Linked DNA regions of Homo sapiens: region 2 is linked to region 1. A link is an interaction called in ENCODE POLR2A ChIA-PET data of the cell type or tissue named here. Cell type or tissue: GM12878. All regions are shown on one strand. Links, peaks and the distances in the headings refer to the core of each region. The heading gives the core; the rest is flanking DNA. Region 1 overlaps ARHGEF3 (Rho guanine nucleotide exchange factor 3). Region 2 overlaps ARHGEF3 (Rho guanine nucleotide exchange factor 3).

Region 1 (15,192 bases), core at 3,036-11,035:
AACTCCTGACCTCAGGTGATCCATCCTCCTCGGCCTCCCAAAGTGCTGGGATTACAGGCATGAACCACTGCGCCTGGCCACTGTCCATCTTTTTTGTTTGTTTGTTTTGAGATGGAGTTTCGATCTTGTTGCCCAGGCTGGAGTGCAATGGCACGATCTCAGCTCACCACAACCTCCGCCTCCTGGGTTCAAGCAATTCTCCTGTCTCAGCCTCCCGAGTAGCTGGGATTACAGGCATGTGCCACCACACCCGGATAATTTTGTATTTTTAGTACAGACAGGGTTTCTCCATGTTGGTCAGGCTGGTCTCAAACTCCTGACCTCAGATGACCTGCCTGCCTCGGCCTCCCAAAGTGCTAGGATTTCAGGTGTGAGCCACCACGCCCAGCCCCAACTGTCCATCTTCATACCAGAATTACACTGTCTTGGCTATTGTAGCATTATAGTGAGTTTTGTTTGGGTAAGTCTTTCAACTTTGTTGTTCTTTTTCAGAATTGTTTTGGTTATTCTAGTTCTCTTAGATTTCCATTACTATTTTAAAATCAGATTGCCAATCTTTACAACACAGCCCACTTAGATTTAGGATTGTATTGTGTTAAATCTATGAATTAATTTGAGGGAGAGCTGACATCTTAATATTGAGTCTTCCATCTATGAACATGGTATATCTTTCCATTCACTTAGGTCTTCTAAGTGTTATTTCTTTTTATAATTTTCAGTGTACATTTTGCATATTTTTCTCAAAGGTATCGCTAAGCTTTTCATATTTTTGATGCTAAATGGTGTTGTTTCAAATTCAAATGTGTCACTGTTCATTGCTATCATATAGAAATATAATTGCTTTTTGTATGTTTATTGTGTATCCTGCAAACTTGCTAAGCTTATTCACTAGTTTTAGTTGCTTTTTTGTATATCCATAAAATTTTCTACCTAATCATGTTACCTATAAATTAAGACAGTTTTACCTTTCCTTTTACAACTGGGATGTCTTTTATTTATTTTTACTTACTACATTATTTAGGATCTCCAGTACAATATTGAATAAAAGTTGTAAGAATGAGCATCCTTTTTTTGTTTCCAATCTTAGGGGGAAAGCATTCAGTTTTTCAGTACTGTGGGGCTAGTCATAGTTTGTTATAGATAGCCTTTATTAGAGTCAGAACATTTCCCTGTATTCCTAGTTTGCTGAAGATTTTCTTTTTTTAATCAGTATGCTGAATTTTGTCAAATGCATTTTTATGCATCTATTTTTTTTTTTACTTTGGTAATTTGCATTGACTAATTTTTGAATGTTAAAGCAACCATTTGGCATCATTTTCTTTGCTTCAAGGATTTTTTTTTTTTTTTGAGTCAGTGTTTTGCTCTGTCACCCAGGCAATGGCGCAATCTGGGCTCACAGCAACCTCCACCTCCCAGGTTCAAGCAATTCTCCTGCCTTAGCCTCCAGAGTAGCTGGGATTACAGGTGCCCGCCACCACACCTGGCTAATTTTTGTATTTTTAGTAGAGACGGGGTTTCACCATGTTGGCCAGGCTGGTCTCTTTGGCCAGGCTGGTCTCCAACTCCTGACCTCGTGATCCAGCCCCCCCCGCCCCCCCCGCCCAACCCCCCACCTTGGCCTCTCAAAGTGCTGGGATTACAGGTGTGAGCCACTGTGCCCGGCCAGGATTTTCTTTAGTATTTCTTGTAATGCTGGTCTTTTGGTAATAAATTCAGCTTTATGTTTGAAAGTCTTTACTTTGTCTTTGTTTTGGAAATATATTTTCACTGTGTACAGAATTCTAGGTTGAGCTATTGTTCTTTCAGTTTTTTTCTTTTCTTCCTTCTTGTTGTTTGAGACGGAGTCTTGCTCTGTTGCCCAGGCTGGAGTGCAGTGGCACGATCTCAGCTCACTGCAAGCTCTGCCTCCCTGGTTCACACCATTCTCCTGCCTCAGCCTCCCGAGTAGCTGGGACTACAGGCACCCACCACCACGCCTGGCTAATTTTTTTTGTATTTTTAGTAGAGACGGGGTTTCACCTTGTTAGCCAGGCTGGTCTCGATCTCCTGACCTTGTGATCCGCCCGCCTCGGCCTCCCAAAGTGCTGGGATTACAGGCGTGAGCCACTGCGCCCAGCCATCTTTCAGTATTTTAAAGATATTCCTCACTGTCTTCTTGCTTCCCTTGTTTCCAATGATAATTCTTCTGTAATCCTTATCTTTGTTCCTCTGTAAGTAACATGTTTTCCTCCTCTGGCTGCTTTGTAAGATTTTTCTCTTTATCACTGGTATTGAGCAGTCTGACTATAAAATGCCTTGTTGTGGTCGGGTGCGGTGCCTCACGCCTGTAATCCCAGCTCTTAGGGAGGCCGATGCGGGCGGATCACGAGATCAGGAGATCCAGACCATCCTGGCTAATACAGTGAAACCCCGTCTCTACTAAAAATACAAAAAGTTAGCCAGGCAAGGTGGCGGGCGCCTGTAGTCCCAGCTACTTGGGAGGCTGAGGCAGGAGAATGGCATGAATCCGGGAGACGGAGCTTGCAGTGAGCCAAGACTGCGCCACTGCACTCCAGCCTGGGCAACAGAGCGAGACTCCGTCTCAAAAAAAAAAAAAAAAGCCTTGTATTTTTCTTCTTCTTGTGTTTGAGGGTTCATTAAGCTTCTTGGATCTGTGAGTTTATAGTTTTCATCAAGTTTGGAGAAATTTTGGCTTTATTTCGATTTTTGTTTCCTGCCTCTCTCCATGTCTTTAGAGATTCCAACTACATATATATTAGGGCACTGAAAGTTACCTCATGCTCTTACACTGACAAAGCCATCAAAATGGGAAGGAGAGGGGAGAACAGCAGCATAAGCAGCTGGCAGAGGCAGCAGAAAGGAAAGAAAGAGACAGGAAGTCAAAGAAAGAGACAGAGAGGAAGAGATAAAGAAGGAGTCAGAGAGAAAGAGGGACAGACACAGGAAGTCAGAGAGAGAGTTAAAAAGAGAGGAAGAGACAAAGGAGAAGTCGAAGAGAGAAAGAGAGAGATGTAAGTAGTAAAGAAAAAACAGTGTACCCTATTCCTTTAAAAGCCAGGGTAAATGTCTATCTACCCAGCCAAGGCATATTCTACTTATGTGGATCTTCAACCCATATCTGCCTCTCAGACAGTTTGCAAGAAATAACGAAATCTATCCTTGCTTTATAATCCCAAATAGACTCTTTGGCAGCAGTGACTCTCTAAAACCACCGAGGCCTAGACCTCCTCACTGCTGAGAAAGGAGGACTCTGCACCTTCTTAGGGGAAGAGTGTTGTTTTTACACTAACCAGTCGGGGATAGCACGAGATGCTGCCCAGCGTTTACAGGAAAAGGCTTCTGAAGTCAGACAACGCCTTTCAAAGTCTTATACCAATCTCTGGAGTTGGGCAACATGGCTTCTCCCCTTTCTAGGTCCCGTGGCAGCCATCTTGCTGTTACTCGCCTTTGGGCCCTGTATTTTTAACCTTCTTGTCAAATTTGTTTTCTCTAGAATCGAGGCCATCAAGCTACGGATGGTCTTACAAATGGAACCCCAAATGAGTTCAACTAACAACTTCTACCGAGGACCCCTGGACCGACCCGCTGGCACTTTCCCTGGCCTAGAGACCTCTCCTCTGAAGGACACTACAACTGCAGGGCCCCTTCTTTGCCCCTGTCCAGCAGGAAGTAGCTAGAGCGGTCATCGGCCAAATTCCCAACAGCAGTTGGGGTGTCCTGTTTAGAGGGGGGATTGAGAGGTGACAGCGTGCTGGCAGTCCTCACAGCCGTTGCTCTCTCTCGGCGCCTCCTCTGCCTGGGCTCCCACTTTGGCGGCACTTGAGGAGCCCTTCAGCCCACCGCTGCACTGTGGGAGCCCCTTTCTGGGCTGGCCAAGGCCAGTGCTGGCTCCCTCAGCTTGCAGGGAGGTGTGGAGGGAGAGGCGCGAGCGGGAACCTGGGCTGCGCGAGGCACTTGTGGGCCCCCTGGAGTTCCGGGTGGGCGTGGGCTTGGCTGGCCCGCACTCGGAGCAGCCGGCCGGCCCTGCCGGCCCGGGCAATGAGGGGCTTAGCACCCGGGCCAGCGGCTGCGGAGGGTGTACTGGGTCTCCCAGCAGTGCCAGCCTGCCGGCACTGCACTTGATTTCTCACCAGGCTGTAGCTGCCTTCCTGCAGGGCAGGGCTCCGGACCTGCAGCCCGCCATGCCTGAGCCTCCCACCCCCTCCATGGGCTCCTGTGCAGCCCCAGCCTCCCCGATGAGCACCACCCCCTGCTCCACGGCGCCCAGTCCCATTGACCACCCAATTCAGATTCACGTCTCCTGAATCTGGTGGAGACGTGGAGAACCTTTATGTCTAGCTCAGGGATTGTAAATACACCAATCAGCACCCTGTGTCTAACTCACGGTCTGTGAATGCACCAATCGACACTCTATCTAGCTACTCTGGTGGGGCCTTGGAGAACCTTTATGTCTAGCTCAGGGATTGTAAATACACCAATCGGCACTCTGTATCTAGCTCAAGGTTTGTAAACACACCAGTCAGCACCCTGTGTCTAGCTCAGGGTTTGTGAGTGCACCAATCGACACTCTGTATCTGGCTACTCTGGTGGGGCCTTGGAGAACCTTTGTGTGGACACTCTGTATCTAGTTAATCTAGTGGGGATGTGGAGAACCTGTGTATCTAGCTCAGGGATTGTAAACGCACCAATCAGCGCCCTGTCAAAACAGACCACTCGGCTCTACCAATCAGCAGGATGTGGGTGGGGCCAGATAAGAGAATAAAAGCAGGCTGCCCGAGCCAGCGGTGGCAACCCGCTCGGGTCCCCTTCCACACTGTGGAAGCTTTGTTCTTTCACTCTTTGCAATAAATCTTGCTGCTGCTTACTCTTTGGGTCCACACGCTTTTATGAGCTGTAACACTCACCGCGAAGGTCTGCAGCTTCACTCCTGAGCCCAGCGAGACCACGAGCCCACCGGGAGGAACGAACAACTCCAGACGCGCTGCCTTAAGAGCTGTAACACTCACCGTGAAGGTCTGCAGCTTCACTCCTGAGCCAGCGAGACCAGGAACCCACCAGAAGGAAGGAACTCCGAACATATCCGAACATCAGAAGGAACAAACTCCAGATGCACCACCTTAAGAGCTGTAACACTCACCACGAGGGTCCGCGGCTTCATTCTTGAAGTCAGCGAGACCAAGAACCCACCAATTCCAGACACAATGCCTCTCTGATACTCTTTTCATTTTAAAATCCTCTTTTCTCCATGTTTCACTTTCAATAATTTTTATTGCTGTCTTTTTCACTAGTATTTTCTTCTGCAATGTCTAAACTATTCTTAATCCCATCCAGTGTATTTTTTTTTTTCTTTTTGAGACAGAGTTTTGCTCTGTCAGCCAGGCTGGAGTGCAGTAGCACAGTCTTGGCTCACTGCAACCTCCGTTTCCCAGGCTCAAGCAATTCTCCTGCATCAGCCTTCCCAGTAGCTGGGATTACAGGCATGTGCCACCATGCCCAGCTAATTTTTGTATTTTTAGTAGAGACGGGGTTTCACCATGTTGGCCAGGATGGTCTCGAACTCCTGACCTCAGTTAACCTACCTGCCTCGGCCTCCCAAAGTTTTGGGATTACAGGCTTGAGCCACCGCACCTGGCCATATTTTTCATCTCATTGATGGTAATTTTCATCTGTAGAAATTATATTTGGGTCTTTTTTCATCTCTTTCGTGTTTCTACTTAACATTAAAAATATGGAATACAGCTATAACAACTGTTTTAACATCCTTGTTGGCTAATTCTAACATTTCTGTCAGGTCTAAGTCAGTTTGGATTGGTTTTTATGTTTTTCTTCTATGGGTTGTGTTTTCCTGCTTTGCATGTCTTGTAGTCTTTCATTAGATGGCAGGCACTGTGAATTTTACCCTATTCAGTGCTGGATAATTTTGTATTCCCATAAATATTGTTGAGCTTTGCTCCAGGATGCAGTTAGGTTACTTGGAAACAATTTGATACTATTTGGTCTTTAAGATTTATTAGGTTGGACCAGAGCAGTGTTTACTCTAGGACTAATTATTCTCCACTACTGAAACTAGACCCTTCTGAGTACTTTACCCAATGCCCTGTGAATTATATTCTTCTAGTCTGGTTTGTGAGAATAGGCACTATTCCAAGCACTATGTGTGTTCTAATTTTTTTAGGGTATTTCCCCTCAGCCTTGGGTATTTTCTTCACATGTATGCACTTTTCAATACTCTGCTTAATACCTGAGGGGGACTCTCTACAGTAATCTCTGAGGTTGTCTCTCCATGGACTGCTCTCCTCTTTGTTCTGTAAACTGTAGCTGCCTTGGTCTCCCTAAACTCTCAGCTCCAAAACTTCCACTCAGGAAGTTCACTGGAGTCTACCTGGGATCCCCCTCTGATATAGTTTGGATGTCTGTCCCTTCCAAATCTCATGTTGAACTGTAATCCCCAATGTTGGAGGTGGGGCCTAGTGGGAGGTGTTTGGACCATGAGGGCAGATTCCTCATGAATGTCTTGGTGTCATCCTCACAGTAATGAGTTATCTGAGTTCACACAAGATCTGATTGTTTAAGAGTCTGGAACTTCCTCCTTGCTCTCTCACTCTCTCCTGACATGTGACACGCTGGCTCCCCTTCACCTTCTGTCATGATTGGAAGCTTCTTGAGGCCCTTACCAGAAGCAGAGGGCAGCACTATGCTTCGTGTACAGCCTGCAGAACCATGAGTCAAATAAACTTCTTTTCTTCATAAATTAACCAGGCTAGGTATTCCTTTATAGCAATGCAAATGGACACCCTCCCTGTGCTGTGTCCTGAAATCCCTTTCAAGACTGGAAGTTGGAGCAATTGCAGGGCTCACCTCATTTATACCTCTTCTCTTAGGGTCACTGTCCTTCATTGCCTGATGTCCAGTGTCTTCAAAGCTATAGCTTTATAGGTTTTTTCATCTTTTTGTTTTTATTTCAGTTGCAAAGGCAAATCTGGTGCCTGTTACTCCATCATGGCTAGAACTAATTACTTTTCTTTTTTTTTTGAGATGGAGTCTCGCTCTGTTGCCCAGGCTGGAGTGCAGTGGTGCAATCTTGGCTCTCTGCAACCTCCGCCTCCCGGGTTCAAGAGATCCTCCTGCTTCAGCCTCCCAAGTAGCTGGGACTACAGGCATGCACCATCATACCTAGCTAATTTTTGTATTTTTAGTAGAGACGGGGTTTCACTATGTTGGCCAGGCTGGTCTTAAACTCCTGACCTCAGGTGATCCTCCCAACTTGGCCTCCTAAAGTGCTGGGATTACAGGCATGAGCCACTGCGGCCGCCTTTTTTTTTTTTTTTTTTTTTTAAAGACAGTGTCTTGCTCTGTCACCCAGGCTGCAGTGCAGTGGCTTGATTTTGGCTAACTGCAAACTCTGCCTCTTGGGCTCAAGTGATCCTCCCATAGTGCTGGGATTACAGGCATGAGCTACCACAACCGACCTAGAACTAATTACTTTTAAAGAAGTTTAAATAGTAAGAAAAGCCTCTCCTATTTTCTGACATAGTTGCATTTTTAGTGCTCTTCATTCTGTTGTTTGGATCCATATGTCCACAGGGTATCATTCTGTTTCTCTTCAAAGAAAGTCCTTTTAACATTTCTTGTAGTGGAGGTCTGCTGGTGATGAATTCTTTTAGCTTTCATATGCCTGAAAAAGTATTTTGCCTTTGTTTTTGAAATACGCTTTCATTTATCTTCCCAGAAAACAATCCATCACGATAACAAAAAATAGAAACACAAAACCCATCTTTGATGATTCCAAAGATCTGTTTATCCTTGGACCACAACATTTGAAAATGGAAAGCAAATGGTGAAATAACATAAATGATGACAATAGTAGACATATATGTTTACTATATCAGGAACCAGTATCTATCAGGGGCTCAGCAGCATACTCAAATATCACATATTCAAATTAGGAGGTTTTAATAAAGGGACAGTACACAAAGTTTGGGCAGTGTGTAGGGACAATACAATATCCTGGGGCTAGTGACAGTGGGGTTGTTACCATACTAGGCTAGAAGGGTTACAGGAATTCAGAGAGGACTCCTTGAGAGAAGCTGTGACCTCACGATAAGAGATGCAACCAGCCCAAGGAAATCCTCCAGGTGGGAGCTGGAGGAATGAATACTCTAAACTCACTCTTCTCCCTCTCACTGATATAATGACAGGATTTTCACTGGGCCAAACCAAACCAGAAACGTCAGGCAGGAGAGCCCATGATGAAGTACACACAGAAGAGTGAATCAGGGTGCATAGTGGATTTGGAGAAGTAAACAAAAATACGGGGCATAGCCCCATTCTAAGGTTTTTTTTTTTTTTTTTTTTGAGACGGAGTCTCGCTCTGTCGCCAGGCCGGAGTGCAGTGGTGTGATCTCGGCTCACTGCAACCTCCACCTCCCAGGTTCAAGCAATTCTCCTGCCTCAGCCTCCTGAGTAGCTGGGACTATGGGCACGCCACCACACCCAGCTAATTTTTTGTATTTTAAGTAGAAATGGAGTCTCACCATGTCAGCCAGGATGGTCTCGATCTCTTGACTTCGTGATCCGCCCGCCTCAGCCTCCCAAAGTGCTGGGATTACAGGTGGGATTACAGGCATGAGCCACCATGCCTGGCCCATTCTAAGTACTTTGGATGTATTACTACATTGAATCCTCCCCCAAATCCTATTAATTACCATTATTATTCCCAGATAAACAATGAAAGATGAAGGAAAATTCAACTGAACTGTGACATCTTCTGAGAGTTCAGAGAAGACACTGCCTTCATTAAATAAAAATAAGGGTGCTTTAAGTATAGAAAGAATGATAGAAAAACTTATAGTAGAAAAAAAAACTGATGGCAACCCTCTCCTCAAATTAATAGAAGGATCTGAAGACAAAGGTGAGGAAATCTCCTTGAGAGTTGAACAAAATATAAATAAATAAAAAGTAAGAATAAAGAGATTAAGACTATTTGAAAATCAATCCAGAAGTTAAGGCATAAAATCCAGAAGGTTCATCTCTCTTTCTGGAATTCCTGAAAGAGAAAATAGAAAATTGTGGGAATGAAAATATGTAAGAAAAAAAAATACAAGAAAAAATTCCAAATTATCTGGATTGAAAAGTCTCTCCAGGTATATAGTACAACGAATGAAAAAGACCCAGGCCAAGGCCACACTTTTGAGAAATTTCACATGTACGGTTTATTTTTTTTTATTTTTTGAGACAGAGTCTCACTGTGTTACCCAGGCTGGAATGCAGTGGTGCAATCTGTGCTCACTGCAACCTCCACCTCCCAAGTTCAAGTGATTCTCGTGCCTCAGCCTCCTGAGTATCTGGGATTACAGGCGCCTGCCACCATGCCCAGCTAATTTTTCATATTTTTAATAGAGACGGGGTTTCACCATGTTGGCCAGACTGATCTTCAACTCCTGGTCTCAAGTGATCTGCCCTCTTCGGCCTCCCAAAGTGCTGGGATTACAGGCATAAGGCACCATGCCTGGGCAACATGTACAAATTTAAAAGTGATTATTAAATAACAATGAAAACTACTAGCTCTTAGTATCTTTTTAAAAAGTGATTTCACATACAGTCTCACATTTAAATGGGCTTGAAGGGTCCAGTGTCCCTGGCAACAGAGAATAAAACACTTGTAGGATGTCATTTTCAAACCTTTCACAGATGAGAGAGCACAGTTCATTAATACCTAGGTATGTTTGCATGTGGACAAGCTTTGGAATGCATGTCCAGTTTCCTAGGCTAAGTGATTAGCTCTTAAAGATACAGTGCATGACTTCTAATTCCTTGCTATTCCCTCACGTCAACTGAAAACTGCTTTGACTAGGTAGGTCTGTGCAGCTGACTGATATATGAACCAAGCCTGGAGAAAGGAGATATGATGTCATGAGCATTTTTTTTTCCAACTTGTTTCCCTCAATACCCTTCAGGTACAGTGAATACGGTCACCTTTTCTCACTGTGTGCTCATGCGGACAAGGTTTTAAATTTTGATGATTGTCAGATTTTTACTGGTAGGTTTGGGCTTGGGTAACCCTCTTCCCTTCCAATAGTGTAGTTCTAGAATTCTGTCAATAAACAAGCTAGTGTGAATTAATTGAATCAGCTGCATCAATAAGGGGGGGTATTCAGTGTCTTCTCTCCTCAATGCCAAGGGGAACCAGGTGAGTGAAACTGATTGGCCAGACAGTTTCTTTGCCAAATCTTTGAGAGTCCTCAGGCTTTGGGAGAATTAGTAAAAAACGGACATGGACAGAATGTAAATGGAAAGTTGAACAGGCTCTTCACCAAGATGGTGGGTTGCAGTTTCCTGCAGCCACACAGTCTTTGTTGAAACAGGGCTGTGGTTATGAAGAGTTGTGCATTCTTAGCTGCCGCAGACTGTGCTGGGAATGGAAACTAAAGCAGTCAGTGGCGGTGACCACAACCCAGAAGCTGAAACCATGCTCTAATTTTACAGAAAATTGCTAGTTCTGGCTCTGTTCATTGCTTATGAGTTTTCATTTAGACTGCAAGGATTACATCTAGTTGTATGTGAAATAACATCTTGAAAATTGACTGAAGAAAAACCATTTAGCCCTCACTCATTTGTACTAACCCACAAAATGTCAGTACAAACATCTTCTAATATACTGTAAGATACATCCTTTAGCATTGACAGTCAGTACAATTATAGGAGTGAAAAACAGAGGGAATAGCCAAAGCAGCAGTGAGAAAAGAGGACGGACAAAAAAGATGAGGAGGAGGAGGAAGAAAAAAATTAGGAGAAGCGACTTTGCATTTGGGAAAAAATTTGGACTTATATTTATTTATGTGAATATCTTGCCAAATTTGGGAATTAACAGTATGTTAAAGAAAATGGTGAGAGCTGGCCGGGCGTGGTGGCTCAGGCCTGTAATCCCAGCACTTTGGGAGGCCGAGGCAGGCAGATCACAAGGTCAGGAGATCGAGACCATCCTGGCTAACACGGTGAAACCCCGTCTCTACTAAAAATACAAAAAATTAGCCGGGCGTGGCAGCGTGCGCCTGTAGTCCCAGCTACCTGGGAGGCTGAGGCAGAAGGATGGCATGAACCCAGGAGGTGGAGCTTGCAGTGAGCTGAGATCGCACCACTGCACTCCAGCCTGGGTGACAGAGCGAGACTGTCTCAAAAAAAAAAAAAAAAAAAAAAGAAAAAGAAAAAAAAGAAAATGGTGAGAGCTTATTGTAAAGATAAGACTAACTACCAGCCTTATTGGGCCAATGTGCTATTGAGAATTGGCTACTAACAGCTTAAAAATGTTTAGCCTTTTCATCTAAAAAACCTCACTCATTGTGGGACAGAGTACTAATCTTTTTTTTCTTTTTTGAGATAGGTTCTCACTCTGTCACCCAGGCTGGAGTGCAATGGTGTGATCACAGCTCACTGCAACCTCTGCCTCCTAGGCTCAAGGGATCCTCCCGACTCAGCCTCCTGAGTAGCTGGGACTATAGGCACATGCCATCAAGCCTGGCTAATTTTTGTGCTTTTGTAGAGATGAGGTTTTGCCATGTTGCCTAGGCTGGTCTTGAACTCCTGGGCTCAAGTAATTCACCTGCCTTGGCCTCCCAAACTGCTAGGATTAGAGGTATAGCCACTGTGCTCAGACTAGAAAGAGTACTAATCATTTTAATTAAAGTAGACTGAAATTCCAGTAAGAATTTCAAAGTGAAATTTGCCTTCTTTTATTTAGCCTCAAGTTCCTCAACAGTTACCTATATTAGCAGTGAGATTCAACATTTCTTTTCTATAACAACTATGACTTACCACTTGACTTTATACATAGTATGGATTCCAGATAGAGTTATTAAAAGTGAACACATAAATAAGTGAATGAATAGAGAATGCTTGAGAAAACAGATTTTAGAATTATGAGTTCTTGGACAGACTCAGAGGCTTACGCCTGTAATCCCAACACTTTAGGAGGTTGTGGCAGAAGGATCACTTGAGGCCAGGAGTTCAGGACCAGCCTAGGCAGCATAGTGAAACTTCAATCTTTACAAAAAATTTAAAAATTAGCCAGATGTGGTGGTGTGTACCTGTAATCCCAGTTACTTGGGAGGCTGAGGCAGGAGGATTGCATAAGCCCAGGAATTTGAGGCTGCAGTGAGCTATGATCACACCACCACACTCCAGCCTGGGTGACAGAGTGAGATCCTGTTTCAAAAGAAAGAAAGAAAAAAAAAATGAGTTCTGTGAAAGTTTTGATAGATCAAATAAAAGCATTTGTATCAATCTGCATCCTATTTTAAAGTTTGTATTCAGGAACCACAAACAAAAATTTCAGAAAGAACCTCCCCAGGAACACAGCTGAAACCTGTATTTTGTTTGTAGGACAAACACTGTACACATGGAGGATGACTTAATAATGTAATTTATTTGAAATACTTCCAGAAAAGTTTAAGGCCATTATACAAAAACATTCATTTCATCAAAACATTCATTGACCACCTTCCCATAGGCCAACACTTGACAAACCTCTTTTCCCAACACACTGGCTGATGGCTTCTAAAAGTGGCTGATGGCGCCTACAAAGAATCATTCATTCTTTTCTTCACCAATAAAGGCTGTTCTTGGCTTTCCTCTGCTTCTGTCTGCAGCAGGTTCACTTGCTGTATCAATAACGACTTGAGAAAGCAGTTTTAAATAAACTTGTAATAGAAAAAATTCATCATGTTTAAGACCTATAAATACAGAAATATGTTTTACAGGGTAAAATTGATCACAATATCCTTGTTTTCAAAAAATAATAAAGTATATACCTTGTTTTTATATTGATATATCTTGTCACACAGCTTGAATGCACATGATATATGTACATAATAAAATGACATCAATGCATTTACTGCTTTCTTTTCTGTAAACTTGAAAGACAGATTAAAAAAAACTTTTTGGCAATAATTTAGAATAATTACCACTAGTGCTGGTGTGGGTATAATTTTGCACAGGTCATCCTTAATATTTACACTTGCAGGGAGCTCTTCTAGGTACTTAGCTGTTTTTAAGGTCTGCACTTTACCCTGCACTGTAAATCAAGGCTGGACAAAGAGGTTACTAATCTGGCTAGCTGATTCTAATTAATCAGAGTTAATGAAATTGGCCTCTGGAGAACATAATTACAATTCTGATTATAGCACAGAACCAGAGATGGCAAATTGACGACCCAAAAGCAGAGCAGGAAAGCCCAAAGCTCTGGCCTTTCTCAGAAGGCACTGGACCATGCTTTTCTCTCAATGGCTCCCACAGAAGGTTCTGACGAAGTGCTTTTCATTCCAAATTCTTCCTCTCCTGTGTTTCTATAAACAGTGTCATCGATAGAGTCATGGTCTCTCTTCCTTGTTGCTTCATTCATTCTCTAAAATAATGAGTAGGCCTAGGCAGATGAAACACAATGAATACAGGGCCTTCTTGTTATCCTGGCAGGCCTTCCTAAGCCCTTTGGGTTCTATTCTGATGTTTTAGGCTAGCAACCAACTATGAGAGACACCTCCTGGTGCCATGTGCATTTCAGTTAAAGATTCAGAGCTGGCAGCCGCTTCTGTCCTGGCCCTTTTAAGGTCAGCCTCTATTTTATGTCCTAATACATTCTTGCATCAAACTTGCACTGGATGAAGTTGCAAAGTTCAGACAATGCATCCTCCTTTGCAAAATTAAGCCTTCAGAATCCCCAGGGATGTTTTCAAGCTTTCTAGTTGAGTAAGATCAAACCAAGTTCACTTCATGAGTTGGTCTTTCCTGATTCTCTCTCTAATACCATCCCAATACACAGATGAGTTCCTCATGCCCTATTTACAAGGCCGTCTAAATTCCGTGCCTTTAGCTACCACATCTAAGAGCTGGGAAAGTGGTACAGAAGCACAAGAGGAAGGACTCTTCAAACAATCTATGTAAAACAGTAGTTTTGAGATTCTTTTTCTATTTTTTTAAAATCCAGCAGGACAACTGAAAGTAACTTGTTTGAGTACCTCTCCATCCATCCAGACACTTGGGAAATACAACACAGGGTAATAGTTGCCACAGATTCCAGCTTACACAGACAGATTGGCAGTTACAGTACTAGGGACAAAGGTACAGATACGAGAGACTGGGCCAACATGTATACTTTCACAAAAGTATGAAAAAGTGCTTCTCCAAACCGTTCCATCTGTGGAATGCAAATACTGTACAGGTAAGATGCAGGCCTGCTTCCCGAAGTGCACATGCTTCTGTCAGACGTTACTTTCACCGTGCCTGCTGTTTCCACAGGAAGAGTCTGTCTGTTCCATGCGCTCACAGTCGAGGCTGACCTCACTCGTGTCCATACTACAGTCTGACTCACTGTCCGATTGGTCCATCTGCTCAAGTTTTGTTTCTCCCTGTAGCTCTCTGCTCCCGGTGGTGGGATTTAGGAACGATCCCTCGGAGTCAAGCACCCCAGCTTGCCCGGCAGCACACAAAACTGTTTCTTTGGCTTGACGAATACAGTTAAGCCACTGCTGTTTGTTGAAAGTGTCATTGGCTTGTAGCGAGTGGGTCTGACTTTGGGATCCATTTTTGAAACTGACTCTGAAGAAGTTTTTAACTAGAAAGGAAAAACACATGAAAAACAAAGTCAATGGACAGATCCTTCCTCAGGCCAAAGAGAACACACGTAGTGACACTAAACCCCAGAATCCATGGCAGGTATTGCTGATAACAAAACGTTTCCCACTGATCTGGGGCATGGCTCAGCTCCACCCTGCAGCCACCATCAGGGAGATGGGATTGACACAGGTCTAGCGTTCAGCTGCCCTCGTCGCTCTCAGAAACCCGCAGGTGGAGATCATCTTGGAACCACAAAGTCAAGTGATTTAGGGGAGCCCAGAGTACTGGTGACCCAATCTGGCTGCATAACAAAATCCCTTGGGGTGAGAGCTTGTTAAAAAGACAGATGCGCTCAGAGGCTGAAGTGGGAGCACTGCTTGAGTCTAGGATTTTGAGATCAGCCTGAGCAATATAGTGACGCCTTTTCTCAAAAAATAAAAATAAATCAATAAAAATAAATCCCCAGGCCCTTTTTTAGAGATTCTGATTCAGAAGATCTAAAAGTCGTTTCATAATCTGTAATTTCAACAAGTACACCAAGCTGGAGCTTTTTTCAGTTTAAGAGGCTCTTTTTAACATTAAAAC
Region 2 (15,192 bases), core at 4,470-12,469, 61 kb after region 1:
ACAACAACAAAAAAAAAACAGGCTATGGGGAAGAGAATGATGATAGACAAAACATTTTACAAAGACAAAGAGAAGAGTTACCCTTGTCCTCCTAAGCTCCATCTGACCTGTAGTAGATGCTAGACAGCACATGAAGATACCAAATTTTGATGGGCAAAGCCAAAGTAGCCAATTGTGGTGGCAAACCTCAATCATTTCCAGAGGGAGCCTCTAGGTATTCATCTTTCCTTTTCAGCCATTGCTTTCAAAGTTTCGAGGGTTAAGGCAGAACTTCAGATTCTCCAGGATATTTCTGCATCCCCGTTCTGAACATAGTAGGTGCCTGGAAAAATCTTTCGTGAATTTGGAATCCTGCTGAGACACTCTCATGTCATTTTATGCCCCTGCCAGTCTCAGAAATCAACAGCCTTCTTTGAAATAGACTGTCTCCAAGCTTTCCAGCATTTGCATATAAAAATTTAAAAACTTAAAAAGAAAATTCAATACAATCTCACAATGTGGCCAGAAACGATTCCATGATTTCTCAAAGCAGTTAAATACTTTTCCAAGACGGAGAATGCAACCAGGCTGCTGGGTACCTCTCCAGCTTCTTAGCGTGCTAAGCTGAACAGACAGCAGAAAACTCTCAGAACACTAGGAAGGCTCAGTTCCAAAATGCAGAGGATGAATCTCCCAAGATGAAAGCCATTGCGTGACAATGATTTAAGTGCTGAAGGGAAAGATCTGACAGCTCTTCTGCTTCAGGTGACAATGCCCTTCAGGATGCTCCCTGTCCAGTGCCAGGCTCTTGAGCATTTGTGCTCAGAGGAGGGTTTAAAACATTTTTTTACGTCAGAGCTGCACCACTAGCGTACTGAATACACACACACACACACGCGCAAGCACACACACACACACACACACTGCCTCTTAAGCATCCCCTGAATTTGTCTAAATGGCTCCTGCTTTGGGCTGAAAATGCCAGGTTGGTGGCACAAACTGCATTACAGCAAGTGAGGTGACAAAGATTCCCTGAGGGAGCAGGACCTGGTCTCAGAGAATCCTGCCCGCTGACTCTGAGTCTTTCTCTTTCTCTCTCTCTTTTTTATGGTTAAAGCTGCTGGGTCACAGATTTTTATATCAGAATGGGGAAGCTGAAAGGCAAACGCCAACTGGGTTCCCTTGTTTTAAAAAGGGGCCAGAGAGCACTGCACGCTTGACAGGACGGGGGATGATCCAGCTGTGTTCCACTTGCTGTGTCATCTTTTCTAAGGTTCTGCTGACTTTGCTGTCCATTTTGCATGACCCAGTCGGACAGGCATTTTCTGCACAGCTATAAGATGTAGGTTCAACACAAATCCCAGCCTCTCTGAAGGTTGAGTGCAGTGCTGCTACGTGAGATTGTAATTAAAACTGATTTCCTAAGGCATTGCCGATTTGGATGTAAACATCAGGCTGCTCTCTGGCAATCTGACATTCCCAAGTAATGAACAATTGAACCAGAAGCCGTTGCTGTGTGATTTAGTGCTATGATCCAGCAATGTAAGCAGGTGCAATTTCAAAACCAGAACACTTACAGGTTATTGGATCTATGGGGGAGGCTTTATGCCTAACCCACATGAGTAAAATATGAATTATGGTGTTCTCCTTGAGGCCTTCTGTGAGAATAGAAGATTAAAAAAATTCCTGGCCTCATTAGATTTTTCTTTTCCATTTACTCAATATGTCTCCAGCTACATTTTACTGCTGTCTAAAGAGAGCCCTCAGGGAAAATGTTTCCAGATTCTTGTTAAATAGCTCTACTGAGAACTAGCAAATGCAATCGTAGGGATGCTTTCAGGCTTTACAGAGAGGTAACAGAACACAACCTGCAGGGACGCTTCCTAGTCCAACAACTCAGCTGCCAGACCAAGCTGGGCAAGGTCAATGCTAAACCCAGGAACCAAGTGTCCTGTTTCAAGTGCAGACACCACCCCCCACCACGTGATTTTAAGATAGGGCAGAAGGGTATCTCACTAAAGTTTAAAAAAAAGAAAAGAAAAAAAGACACTGAGCATTCTGTATAGACAGTATTTTGTGAATAACAGTTTGTTTCATCTTTTCCAGGCCTTATAACATTTTTGTTTCTCTTGTCTTATTGCACTGGCTAGAACCACCTGTATATTGTTGATTACAAGCCAAGACAGTGGGTATACTAGTTTAATTCTTGGTTCTACAGTGATTATTAATAAGATTTCATCATTAAATATTTGCTGAGAGCATGGGAGAGGCACCCTTTAACACGCAGAGAAAGTTCTTTTCTGTACCAACTTTGCTGTGAATTTTTATCATGAATTGGCAGTGGCTTTTATCAAATGTTTGTTCTTCATTTAGTCAGAGGACAAGGAAAGAAAAAAAGGAAGAGAAGAAAAGAAGCGACGGGTGGGAAGAAGGAAAGGAGAGAATAAAGGCATACAGGTCATATTTTTTCATAAAGAAACTGATTTGACAATTTAAAATATCTTGTGTTTAATTATGAACAAAGGAGAATAAAACACTATGCAATTTTATTCTTAGTATGAGTTTTTTTATTAAATGGATTTTGATATTCCTTCTCTAGGGGATACAATGATTTTTATCCTCTCCTCATTCTTCCCCTCAACAGGTAAAAGCCAAAGCAGACTATATGCAATGTAAGAAAATGCCTATCGTACCAATATAATCTAGCATACTTTTTTATTCCTCCAAAAATAGTTCCATTGAAACAGACTGGCATACAGGAACTCCCCACTCATTTTCCCTGCACTTCCTTTTTGCAGCCAGAGTGGGGTGAGGAATAGTAGGAATATCATCTATGTCATGTCTGCAGCTGCCCTGAGACTCTACCCCTATTGAGCCTCAAACACCACCCAGGAGAGGCTGGAAATGTAGCCACTGGCATAAGGACTCAGGCTGCTGCATTGCAGGGCAGTGTGGCTCTCAGCTGCTTTACATCTGGCCAGGAGCAAGGAAGAGGTGAGAATTGATTGTGCTAGCAGATACTCTTACCCATGAGTTGATGGAGCCAAATAAAAAAAGTCTTTCAAATGTTTGGAAATTCCAGGAAAGCCTTTTCAGGGTTCTATCTGTGTGCCAGGTGGTGTGTGGAAACTGTACTCCCAAGGGTCATGTTTAATCCACCCAGGAACCTTCTAGGTGGCTTTCATTGTCCTCATGTTAAATAGGAAGTTACAATCTTACAGTGACTGAGAAACTCTAGCATAAACAAATAATAATAATGAGCTAATACTGGTAGCAGGAACTCAGCTCAGTGCTTTACATATAGTTGCATATTTATTCCTACTAACAACCTCACAAGGTAACTACTACTACAATCCCTATTTTAAAGATGGAGAAACTAAGGCACGTAGTGAGCAATTTGCTTAAAGCCATTCAGCTAAAACAAGGTGACCAGGATGTAAACCCAGTCAGGCTGACTCCAGAGCCCATGCCCTACCCCAGGGCCTGGCTAACTTTTTCTGTAAGGGGCTACCCAGCCTCTGTCATGACTACTCATCTCTGCTTTCGGACACAAACAATCTGTAAATAAATAAGTGTGGCTATATCATATTAAACATTTATTTATGAACACTAAAATTCAAATTTCATAGTTTTCATGTCACAAAATATTCTTTGAGACAGGGTCTTGCTCTGTCACTCAGGCTGCTGTGCAGTGGCACGATCACGACTCACGGCAGCCTCAACCTCCTGGGCTCAAGCAGATCTTCCCACCTCAGCCTCTCAAGAAACTGGGACTACAGGTGCTCACCACCATGCCTGGCTAAATTTTAAAAATTTTTTTAGAGAAGGGGTCTTGCCATGTTTCCCAGACTGGTCTCAAATTCCTGGGGTCAAGCAATTCTCCCGCCTCGGCTTCCCAAAGTGCTGGGGATTACAGGGTTGAGCCACTATGCCCCGCTTACAAAATATTATTCTTTTGAAATTTTTCAATCATTATAACATGTAGACATTATTCTTAGCTTGAGGCCCATAGGAAGTCAGCTGTATTCGGTCTTCAGGCCATAGTTTGCTGACTGTTGTTTGCTGACCAGTCATGTCCTGGTCAGTGGTCCTCAGCCTCAGCTTTTTTACTGTAACATACCCAAGGACAACACTCCCAGGCACTGCACTCTCCCACAGGCACACCTAGTCATCGTCAGGCTCCAGTAGATGGCATAAGCTTGATTTGCATATTCTCCCTGCAGCTGGACATGCAGGGTCCTCCCCTGATAAACAGGGGAAACATTTGACTTACTTTTTATGTGAGTAAACCCTATTTTATTGCATTTTATTCTCTTAACTTTCTAAACACAATGCCAACTTTCCTTGACCATTTTAATATATATATATGAACAAAGGACATAAAAAGTGATATAATGCCTGGGATCTACTTCAAAATAATGACAGTGGAGAAAGTGGATGGAAAAAGAGGAAAACAGGACTGGTCACAGGTTGGTAGTTGTCAAAGCTAGGTGCAGGGCACAGGTACGTGACAAAATACATGTCAAATGGTACATGTATTTGGTACATGCCTGCCTATGGTGCATGTCAAAATAAAAAGTTTTTTTTTATTTTTTTTTTTTGTTTGTTTTTTTGAGACGGAGTCTCGCTCTGTCGCGCAGGCTGGAGTGCAGTGGCGCCATCTTGGCTCACTGCAAGCTCCGCCTCCCGGGTTCACGCCATGGACAATTCTTTAATTCCTGCTTCTGCCTCTTCCCAGCTATAAGCTTTACTTCAAATGGCCCCACTCCACCCAGCATGGGGGCACTTGACAGCTTGCTTTGTACCTTTTCTTTCAACGAATTCCTACAGATTTTCCCTCTTGTGTTAATGTTTTTCTAACAAAATGGTTGAGAATGAGCCATATTTTTATAGATTTATCTATTTTAGTCTGGCTCTCATATTCACTAATCTTGTCTTAAGCAAGTTACTTACTCAGTTTCTTCAACTGAAAAATGGGGAAATAACCTCGTAATACAGCAGTGAGAATTCTGTGGGTAGGAGCTATGCTTTACAGGGAACTTACAATCTGTGCAGGTGCTGGGCGAAGAGCTTTATAAGGATTTGCTCTTGGCATCTTCAGAACATCTTATGAGAAAGCTAGTATCATTATCCCCATTTTATAAGTGAGCAAGCCAAGGTTTAAGGAGCACAAATACACAAGATCACGTATTTCAGGTAGAGGCAAAATGTGGACCATGTACTGGACTATACACCTCTGCTTCATTATTCTGCCCAAAAACAGACAGATAATGACGATGAGCACATAGCACAGTACTTTGTGAATAGCAAGATAATTATCAGAGCCTAGAATAGGGCTCACAAATTGGTATGTTTTTGCTAAAGATTATTCCCCCTGCCATCTTTGCCTCTAAGAACAGGTGAGCTTATCTATTCCCTTAATATGAGCATACTCTTTTTCAAAACATTGATTTTGAAATAATCTTAGATTTACAGAAGAGTTGCAAAATTAGTAGAGTGTTCCCATACATCCTTTACACCACTACCTCTATGTTAACATTTTACATAACCACAGTACATTTATCAAAACTAAGAAATTAACATTGGGGCAATACTATTAACTAAACTATTAACAGAGTTATTGGGATTCCACCAGTTTCTGTTTTCCCACTAGTGTCCTTTTTCTGTTCCAGGATCTAATCTAGAATCCAAAGTTATATTTCTGTCCCATCTGTGATATAGTTCCTCTGTCTTGTTGTCTTTCATGATCTTATAGCAAAATACTAGAGCTCTCTAATTGACACTTGTGAAGAGTACTGGTTGGTTATTTTATAGAATGTCTCTCACTTTAGATTAATCTTACGTTCTCTCACGATTAAGTTCAGGTTATGCATTTTTGGCAAGAAAAAACACAAAGATGTATCCTTCCTGGTATATCATATAGGTGGTACACCATGTTGCTAAGTCTTATTACTGGTGATGTTAACTTTGACTACGTAGTTAAGATGGTCTTATGGATTGAATTATGCCCCCACTGAAAGATAAGTGTAAGTTCTTACTCCAGATACCTGTGAATGTGACCTTATTTGGAAATAGGATCTTTGTAGATAAAATCAAGTTAAGAAGAGTCACACTAGTTTAGAGTAGGCCCTAAATCTAATCACTGGTGTCCTTATAAGAAGAGGGAAATTTAGAGACACACATGGAGAAGATGGCCATGTGACAAGAGAGAGGTGGAGACTGGAGTGATGTATCTACAAGCCAAAGAACATGAAGGATTGCCAGCAAACACCAGGAACTTGGAAGAAGAAAGGATTCCTCTGCAGGTTTCAGAGGGAGCATGGCTCTGCTGACATTTTCTTTTGTCTTTTTTTTTTTTTTCTTTTTTTGAGACAGAGTCTCGTTCTGTCACTGGGACTAGAGTGCAGTGGCACAATCTCAGCTCACCGCAACCTCCACCTCTGGGTTCAAGCGATTCTCCTGCCTCAGCCTCCCGAGTAGCTGGGACTACAGGAGTACACCACCATACCCGGCTAATTTTTGTATTTTTAGTAAAGACAGGGTTTCACCATGTTGGCCAGGCTGGTCTCAACTCCTGACCTCAGGTGATCCACCTGCCTTGGCCTGCCAAAGTGCTGGGATTACAGGTGTGAGCCACCACACCCGGCCTCTGCTGACATTTTCATTTCAGACTTAGCCTCCAGAATAAGACAAACATTTTTTGTTGTTTTAAGCCACCTAGCTTATGGTACTTTGTTATAGCAGTCATAAGAAACTAACACAGGTGGTGTCTGCTGGATTTCTCCACTGTAAAGTTAATATTATTCTCTTTGTAACTAACACATAGTTTGGAGGACTTTGTGACTTTGTGCATTCTTCTTAGCCCAATTTAGGGAGTGTTTACTCAGTATGTGCAAAGTGGCCTTAATTGAAGTATACAGGTGTCACTGTTGTGGGGAATGTCTCCCAGCTGAATAGGGAGAATCAGAAGGTTGAGCCACAAAGAGTCAAGAGAGTCAGTGTCAGGTGGAGCTGGCAAGGAAGGAGCAGGTGGGGTGGCTGGAAGGCAGGGCATGGTGCGGTGGACAACACAGGAACGTAGGGCACATATGCAGCACTGAGGAGGCCTTCATAGAGCTGCCTGAGCAAAGGAGGAGTAAGACTGTGGGTACAGAAAGGGGAGCTGCCTTGGAGCTTGCAAATGACTCTTCATCTTATTTTTTTGGAAATAGAAAAAGATAATAATAATGAAATAATTGTTCCTAATTCTAAAATTTCCATTGAAATATTTTTTCTGTTCTTTTTTTCCCCTGGCACAGAGCTAACTGACCTGGTGTCATCTGTTCCCAGAAGATGAAAGACAAATAATGAGGCCCAAATCCCAACGGAAACCTGACTTCATTGATTAGGCCAAATGTGTTTCAGAATTATTGGTTTTTAACCCCCAAGGTGAGAAAAGGTCTTCAAACTCAGAACTATAATTTTCCTCTTGTATGCTTATCAGTGATTTCAACAAAGGGACTGCAAGCTTTGTGGACTTTGACAAACCACCAGGAACTGTTCCGGGAGGCATCCCTGCTATCTTTGTCTTGGCTAATCTCAAACATGGAAGCCACATTCTTGTGTTTGTTTTCTCCGGCCGTGAGTTTGGTTGCCAGTTGCCTCACATTAGGCATCCAAGGGGGATTTGATTTCCTTTTTGATAAAATGGCTCAACTCTTTCCTCCATATTAAGATAAGGTGCTATGAGGAAAAGATCCCAATTTCCTTCTTAAAAAAAAAAAAAAAGCTGGGGTTTGTTTTGTTTTTGTTAATGAGGGAACAGGGACAGCCTGGATAACTAAAATCCACAAAACACCCTGAGTTAGTTCAGTCTCAAACCCAAGCTGCAGACAGGCTTTCGGGCTGCTGGATTGAGACTCCAACAATCTCTTGCCCCGTCTCATGGAAGTGCTAAAGAGCAGATGATGAGAGAAGTCGCAAGAGAGTCTGGGCAAACCCACAAATTAAACCATCAACTCTCAGGTACATAAAACTGAACATATTAATGTTAGAGGGATGACGTTTATTCTCTGTATATCAAGCTCTGTCTGCCTGAGCCAGTCAGCACCAAAAGCAGATTCAGCACCTATGGCTTCTTGGCCAAAGTCTCCCTGTGAGGTGGTTGCTTTCGGGGGAGCCTTGAATAAGGGAGAGGTATAAGGAGGACAGTTGGCAGTTGGCTGAGCTCACACAATGCTGGCAGGAGCCTCTGAAACCATGCTCAGAGGCCCTGCCCAAACCAGCTTCCTATAAAACACAAATTAAAAAAACAGGGGTAGAAAGAAATCACACTTTATGACAATTTCTGTAGTCCTCCTAGCTTCATTTCCTCCTGGCCTCCCCTGTTTCCTTCAAGTCCAAAACACATGGTAGCAAAATACTATAGCTCTCTAGTGTTTGTAATAAACTGCATGGCAAAATGAAGGAAAGGTGGGGGTAGGCGGCAAGCGAGATGGATTTCTTCCGGTACACCCGGGAGAAGCAATTAATTTTACTACAAATTTGGAGAGGGTGAATGTTCATGGCATACCATTTTGTTTCTGAGAGAAGACTCAAGCAAGTCATTACCTTCATTCTTCTTGGTACCACTGAGTTTTTGCCCCCACATTGGAAAAGTAACCTCTCCTACTTGCCTGCCATGGGGAAATTCATTTTTGCTGAGTGAAGGTTTATGGGCTGAAAAAAAGAGCCTTGGGAAATAATTCAGTAAAATACAGGACTCTGAGAGGTGAAGCAGGCAGCAGCCTAGGTTACAAACATAATCTCTAAGCAGAGCCAGTAAAATAAAACAAAACCACTGTTTCAGACGCTGTATTTCTGGCTAAGGTTTCACTCTGCAATAACTTTCAAAGTTACTCGTTTTAGTCAACATTATAAGGGTAAGTCAACATTTGTCCTGGCAGCAAGCCCAAATCTGTTATTTTATTAGTCTGCTACTGGTTAAATTGGCCCAAGATTAAACACATCTAATAAACAGCCCTAAAACATTGAAGTTTAGCAGAAAACCACATTCAATTCTCTTTACACAGGATGTTACTATTACTTAACCTTGGGCAGAGGGAGAACTGCACACCCACACCCCTGTTAAGTTCCTTTTAGCAAACACCAGCCCCCACTGCCTGAAACTCATCTTGGTCATGCCCAGACATGATGCTACAGACCTTCAGAGAAAGAGGAAGCCAAATATTTAGCTCTCTCTGCGGTCCCTGGCTCCACATCTGCCTTCTGAGGCAGAAAGGGCCAGATGCTCAGAGCTGGAGAACTTTAAAGAGTTCAACCTCCTTAAAAATTAGGAGAGTTGCCAGCAGCATCAAGTCTCTGTGGCCCTTATGGGAAGGCCAGCCATGGGCCCGGAGGATGTTTTCTCACATCAGGTTATGCATTTTTGGCAAGAATGCCACAGAAATAACGTGCCTATAATGCCACACCCATCCGCCGGTCTGGAAAATGGGGCTGGACATCCCTGGTTGGATGATGCCAACAAGGCACCCAGAGGTAGAAAAGGTCTCCTGGTCACACAACGAGGCACCCAGAGGTAGAAAAGATCTCCTGGTCACAGCCACGGGGTCCAGAGGACAGTCTCTGTGACTTTGGGGTTCCGGAGTCAGTCATTTCCTACTGACTTCTTGGAAACCTTTGGGTGGAATATATGTTCTGCATTTGTTTATCACTGTAAAAGGGATTCCCTCGCTTCCCCTTGGGTGGGGTTGGAGAAGGAGGAAAAGGATGCCACTGGAGTTCCATTCCTGCTTCTTTAAGGACATTTTCTGGGCTCTCTCAGAGCTTAGGAATAATCTGAATGCCTCTGCAGCAAGTGACAAAGTTCTTATCACTCTGGCCCAAAGAGTGCATTGATTCTTTGCAAAGGATCTAAGGATAAAATATGAGCCAACCTGTCTGGTCAGAGTGCAATACCCTACGACCTTGGGCCCAAAATATAACCTCTATAAGCTAGTTTCCTCTACTGTGAAGTGAAGATGACTCTCCTACCTTCTCACAGAGTTGTTGGGAGGATCACAGGAGACTAGGTGTATAATATGCTTGGCAGACACCCGCCTGTTAGTCCTCAGTAAATATCAGAGTATTGTCCTTATTTCTGTTGTCCTGGGAGAGGCATGGTCTCTCTGCCAGCCTGCGCCCCTGCCCTCTTCTATTCCCTGCAGCACTGGATTTTGCCTTGATCCTTCCAGGGACAAAGCTAGAGTTCCACGTCACCTGCCAGAATCATACCAATAACTGCTCTGGCCACTGAGGCTGCTACGAGACCATGTATTTTGATGCCATATTCCTGCCTTCCTTTTCTTCCTGTGGTTTTATCATCTGTTTAGTCAAGCTCTGGCTGGATACGGCAAAACTAGCGGTGGTCTGGCAGGATTCAAGGCTATATTGGAAGAAAGGAAAGCAGTAAAATCTCAAGATAAGGACCCAAGTCCTAATCTTGGGTCCTTATAGATGGGTCTTGAGGTTTGCATTATCCTCCCACCCGCCCACTGCCACCAACACTGCTGAATTATGGGCTAGAAGAGCTGGTCTCCAGTCTTGCCAGATCCCAATACTGTCTGGAATTAGGCAATGAGAGGAACTCTGGTCATTCAACCCATGTCGGATGTGCAAGGTGAAACTTCACAAAAATAATGTGTAACCAAGAAAGGACCACACAGAACCACAGAAAAGTCCTCTCTCTTTCTCATCCATCTGTCGTTCTTTGAAGCTCAGCATTATCTTGCTTCCCAGAAGAGGAAAAAGAAGTAGGGAGATGAAAAAGGGTGCTCAGATCTTAATCTCAGTGTCCCAAAGGAAGGACAGACTGTTCCAGCTGAATCTGGGATGATCAAACACATCTCAGGCAAGCAAAGCTGACAGTCAGGTCTGTCATCCGACTGAAAACTAGACAGGGACCAGGGATCCTAACTGGTTGCTGGGTAAAAACTACAGGGACGTCTGACCAAGGGCACTGGGTCTGCAGAAGAAAATGGATCCCCTTCTCTTGATGTCTAGTTGGTTTCCGTTTTTGACAAGAACAACGGTTTTGAGCAGACAGGCCTTGCAGAGATGTGACCTCCAGAAAGAAACACAAAATATGTTCAAGATGCTCCCTGGTTAACTCCCAGCTGTCCCTTCTAGCACAAATTATCCCTTCAAATGTTTGGTCCATGTGTGTCCTCAGGAGCACATGTCCACACTTAGAACCAGGGGACACAGCACCCGGGTGTTTTAGAGCACTCTGCTCCCAGCCGAAAACAGAATACATTGAAATCTGATTATTCAGAATGGAAAAAGCTACTAGTCAAACAACCACATGGGATTGATTAAATTGGAAATAAATTTTTAAAAATCTTAAACTTTCCTGTTTTTGGCTTTCAGCTGACATCTTACCACTCACTGAGCAAGGGTATGCAGATAAATAAGATACAAAGCATGCTGTTCAGGAAACTGTGAGGTAAGTAATCTATAATGGATTCATCTGGCATTTCTGTTGCCCCCACACCCCCCAAATGAGCAGATGAATAGCTTCAAAATGTTATTCTTTGGGAGGGGTGTATGTGCATGTGTGCACAACACAAAACTGATTTCATTTGTTGAGACACTTTCCATCCTGTAGTGCATTTTTAATGACAAGAATTTAAAAATACCCAGTAACAACGGATTTTTCCAAAGGTTCATAACAAACACTGGCTCTCAGTGCTGTACATCTGCAACCTTGAAACATAGTGATTACGTGTTATTTTGAACTCTCAGCAATTAATATGCAACCAGATGTATCATTATCTACAGTTTATTAAAATGCAGAAGCCTGTGAATATAAAAAAATGATGCAGCACACAACAAAGAAGGCAAGGAGCTCAGAGACTCAGCTCTGCTCCCAGCATCACTCTCAGCTAGTTTCAATTCCAAAGAGATAATGGGGAAAATGGGTAGACAGTGGCAACTGACTTAAAATGAAAGAATAAATACAAACCTGTGATTTGGTTGTTGGGTTTTGTTAAAAAAAAAAAAAAAGTTGGCTAGCCATTGTAGAGTCAGTGGTAAGGGATGTCAATAAAAGTTTCCAGAAAAGACAAGGACATTCTGGTGGTAAAATAAAAATGGTATTTATTCCTGAGGCAAAGGATGCCTGCAGCAGAGAGCAGCAAGGTTCTCAAGTGTTTTCCAATATGGGCCATCTACAGAGGGGAGGATTCCTTTGAAGACTGCTGGGAGTCTAAATTGGCAAAATAATTTCCTTGGTAAAGGTTTCCCAAGCACTGCCAGGTTGGGAAGGGCACAAGGATGAAGTGGAAGGTTCTTCTTTTACATGCCAGGCCCTCCTTCCCTCTGCCCCAACATTTGAGAGTCAAGCGAGGGGCGCCCCTGAGTTTGCAAAGCAGGACTGTGCAGAGGGCCACTTGACCCTGCAAAGCTTCGATCAATTGCGATTAAATAAATTATACCCTGCCAAGGCACTTGCCTACTCATAGACTCTAGCAATTTTCTAGAAACAGAGCAGTCATCCTACTACACCTGACGCAGGTGTGACTCTTGTGACTCTGAAGCACTATATAAACAATGAGGGAAGCCTAGGAAAGGAAAGGAGGCACTGAGAGCCATGGAGTCACAAACGCTCTCATCTATGCCATACAGCAACCCCGTTATCCTGTTTCATAGAGGAGGAAGCAGGTGTTCAGAGAAGTGAGATGACTTCCTCCAAGTCATACCCAGTAATTAACTGGCAGTGGTGAAATCTGAATTCAAATCTACCTGCCTTGAAAACTTTCCCCGCCACCCCGACACTGGCTTCCCAGGATATACAACTTCCTCTGATAATAATAATAATAATATAATAGCAATATACAGGAGGACTTTGTGCTAGGCTGTGCCAAAGTGCTTTCTGTGCATTATTTCCTTGACTTCTCTTAAGTTAGTGCTATTAATATACCCATTTCACAGTGTAGGCAACTGAGACTCAGAGGCGTTAAGGGCCTCGCCTGAAGTCACACAGTCCAAATTGAGCCCAAGGCTATTAACTCAGCAAGGCCTGGGTTCTTAATTAACCACAGCATTGTTAGTTTCCTAAACCAGGGAGGAACCCTGAAACGAATAGGCTGTAGAGGCAGAAAGGAAGTAGACACTGACGCAGGGTGTGGAGGAGGACAGAATGTTCATTTGGCATTCAAGCCCTATCACTCTGGAATCAGCAGCTCCTCTTGACTCCTCCCTCAGAATCTTAGTGAGCCCAGGTTCAAAGGTGTCCCGCTTATGTGCCCCCAGAAGATGCTGCCCTCTGCTAAGGGCACACTTGAGGACTGGGGGGTGGCGGGCATCCAGCATCAGGGAGCCTATTGGATGACCACTTCTCAGTATTCCCCCTCCATAGTCTGCCAAGCTCCCCAATGAAATTGCCTGCTTCTCCCCCTCCTCGTGGTTGACAGTCACTACCCGTATTGTCGTGTTGTTAATGACTTGGTCAAACTGAAGTAGAAGTTCCTTGAGGACAGAAAGCATGGCTTTTCTAAACCAGGGGGAACATGATACACAGAGCCAGGTCTCAATAAATATTTATGGACAATTAAAGAGCATTAGGGGTCATTTTTTAGTTGTCTAGCTCTTTACCAGCTCATATCCATCACACTATGGAGTTTCCCTACATTTCCAACAAAGGATCTATTTATAGTTAAAGCACCCTGCAAATGAATAGGGCATGAAGAGCTCAAAGCAACCTAATCCACCCTCATCTGCTTGCCTTGGGTCTGTGTCCGTGGTTGGCACTTGGCTAGGATTCTCAGATGATGCATGTCAGGTGGGAGCCGGCCTCAGGACAACTTGCTCCCTACTCCTCTGGCCAGGGTGCCTCTCTACCCAGAGCTCACACACCAACCCCTGTCTGAAAGTCATTCTGGGAACAACCAGAAAGCCACACTAGATTTTTTTGTTATTCTACCTGGCAGAAATGAATGTGAAGCTTGCCAGTATGCTTGGAACATCTTTTGTTTTAAAAATAATAATGCCCAATGCTAACTCTGATCTCTTTATTTCCTACAAAGGAAGGAGCTACCTCCTAGCAGATGCCTTGCTAAGTATAACCACCTATAGCTTCTACTCAACTGATCTACGTTCAAGATAGATGCTGCTGCTGCTGCTGCTGCTGCTGCTGCTGCTGCTGCTGCTGCTGCTAATGACCTATTAAGTACTTGTTTGGTGGAAGCCCTTTATATGCCTATTTCATCTTCACAATTCCCTTGCAAATTCCCAATTTTCAGATGAGGAAACTAGGGCTTAGAGGATGAGACACAAGTCCAAGATCTCTCAGCTCACAGGTGGCCAAGTGCGGATTCAAACTCAGTTCAGGCTGACTTCCAAATCCAAATTCTTAACCAGTACATTCTAGGGCTGACTCCAATTAAAGTGTAATCTCACCCAATCCTTCCCACCAGAGTGAAGGAAAAAAGGAACAGGATGGTTTGAATCATTTTAGCTGGCACTTTGGCATGTTCTTTGACGCTTTGAAAAGAAAAAGATTTATGTTCTGAGAACAGAAATCTACTTTTATTTTTTAAGTTGGCTAACGTAGCACAGATTCATTTCCTATAACACATTAAAGCCAATTTTTATCTACTTAGTATCTGAAATTTGGGTCCTATGCTAAATGTCCAAATTTCAAGTTTAGTTTGCAAGTGACTGTGTCAAACTTGGGAACTTATTGTAGAATTCTAATCCTAGAAAGCCCCTCAGAACATGCCTTGTTCACTGTTTCCAAACTCTCTGTATTGCCATGATAATTTTTTGCCATATGTACATATCACCTGAGCTATTATGTACTATTTCCTTAATTAGTCATTTTTTACTTAAAAACTTATTGTAAAAATAAACTCTATCACTGCCTTAAATGGAAAATCACTATCACCTGCCATAAACAGAAACTAACTTTAAAAAATGAACCCTGAGGCCTACACTTAGTTACACAGGGAAATTATCAAGTGATGGGGAGGTGTTAAAGACACACTAATTCCAAGTGGAAACTTGAAATAATCAGAAGGATCAGATAATTTAAAAGGGAAAGTGATTAAATTATTTTGTGATTTGTCTTTATAAGATTTGAGCTGCCCAAGTGGTATGAAACCCACCTTCTGGGAAACAATGAACTAATCCAGTCCTCTCATTCCAGAAACAGACTCTGAAATTCCAAGAAGCTAAGCCTACCTTTGCCCTGTCCCC

What was found. Peaks named below come from ENCODE experiments on the same cell type or tissue, not always from the same donor. Only the 100,000 strongest peaks of a DNase experiment are listed, where the experiment ranks them.
Region 2: POLR2A ChIA-PET joins it to region 1 with 10 read pairs; 14 of 35 experiments call an interaction of 5 or more read pairs at or near these places.

Annotation. Positions count from the first base shown.
Region 1 is chr3:56,715,018-56,730,209 of GRCh38, forward strand. It overlaps ARHGEF3 (Rho guanine nucleotide exchange factor 3), which reads right to left. Exons shown (of 10, transcript NM_019555.3): 10 at 12,403-14,605. The coding sequence ends at 14,253. Among named protein-coding and RNA genes, the nearest start is that of TASOR, 39 kb to the left of the region's middle. In GM12878, for the core only: no CTCF peak of the experiment used is centred there; DNase peaks (open chromatin) are centred at 6,219, 10,087 and 10,434; H3K4me3 peaks cover 909 bases; H3K27ac peaks cover 1,418 bases.
Region 2 is chr3:56,774,919-56,790,110 of GRCh38, forward strand. All of the region lies in intron 1 of ARHGEF3 (Rho guanine nucleotide exchange factor 3), which reads right to left. Among named protein-coding and RNA genes, the nearest start is that of ARHGEF3, 19 kb to the right of the region's middle. RefSeq lists an enhancer at 8,886-9,285. In GM12878, for the core only: no CTCF peak of the experiment used is centred there; a DNase peak (open chromatin) is centred at 9,133; H3K4me3 peaks cover 1,268 bases; H3K27ac peaks cover 3,599 bases.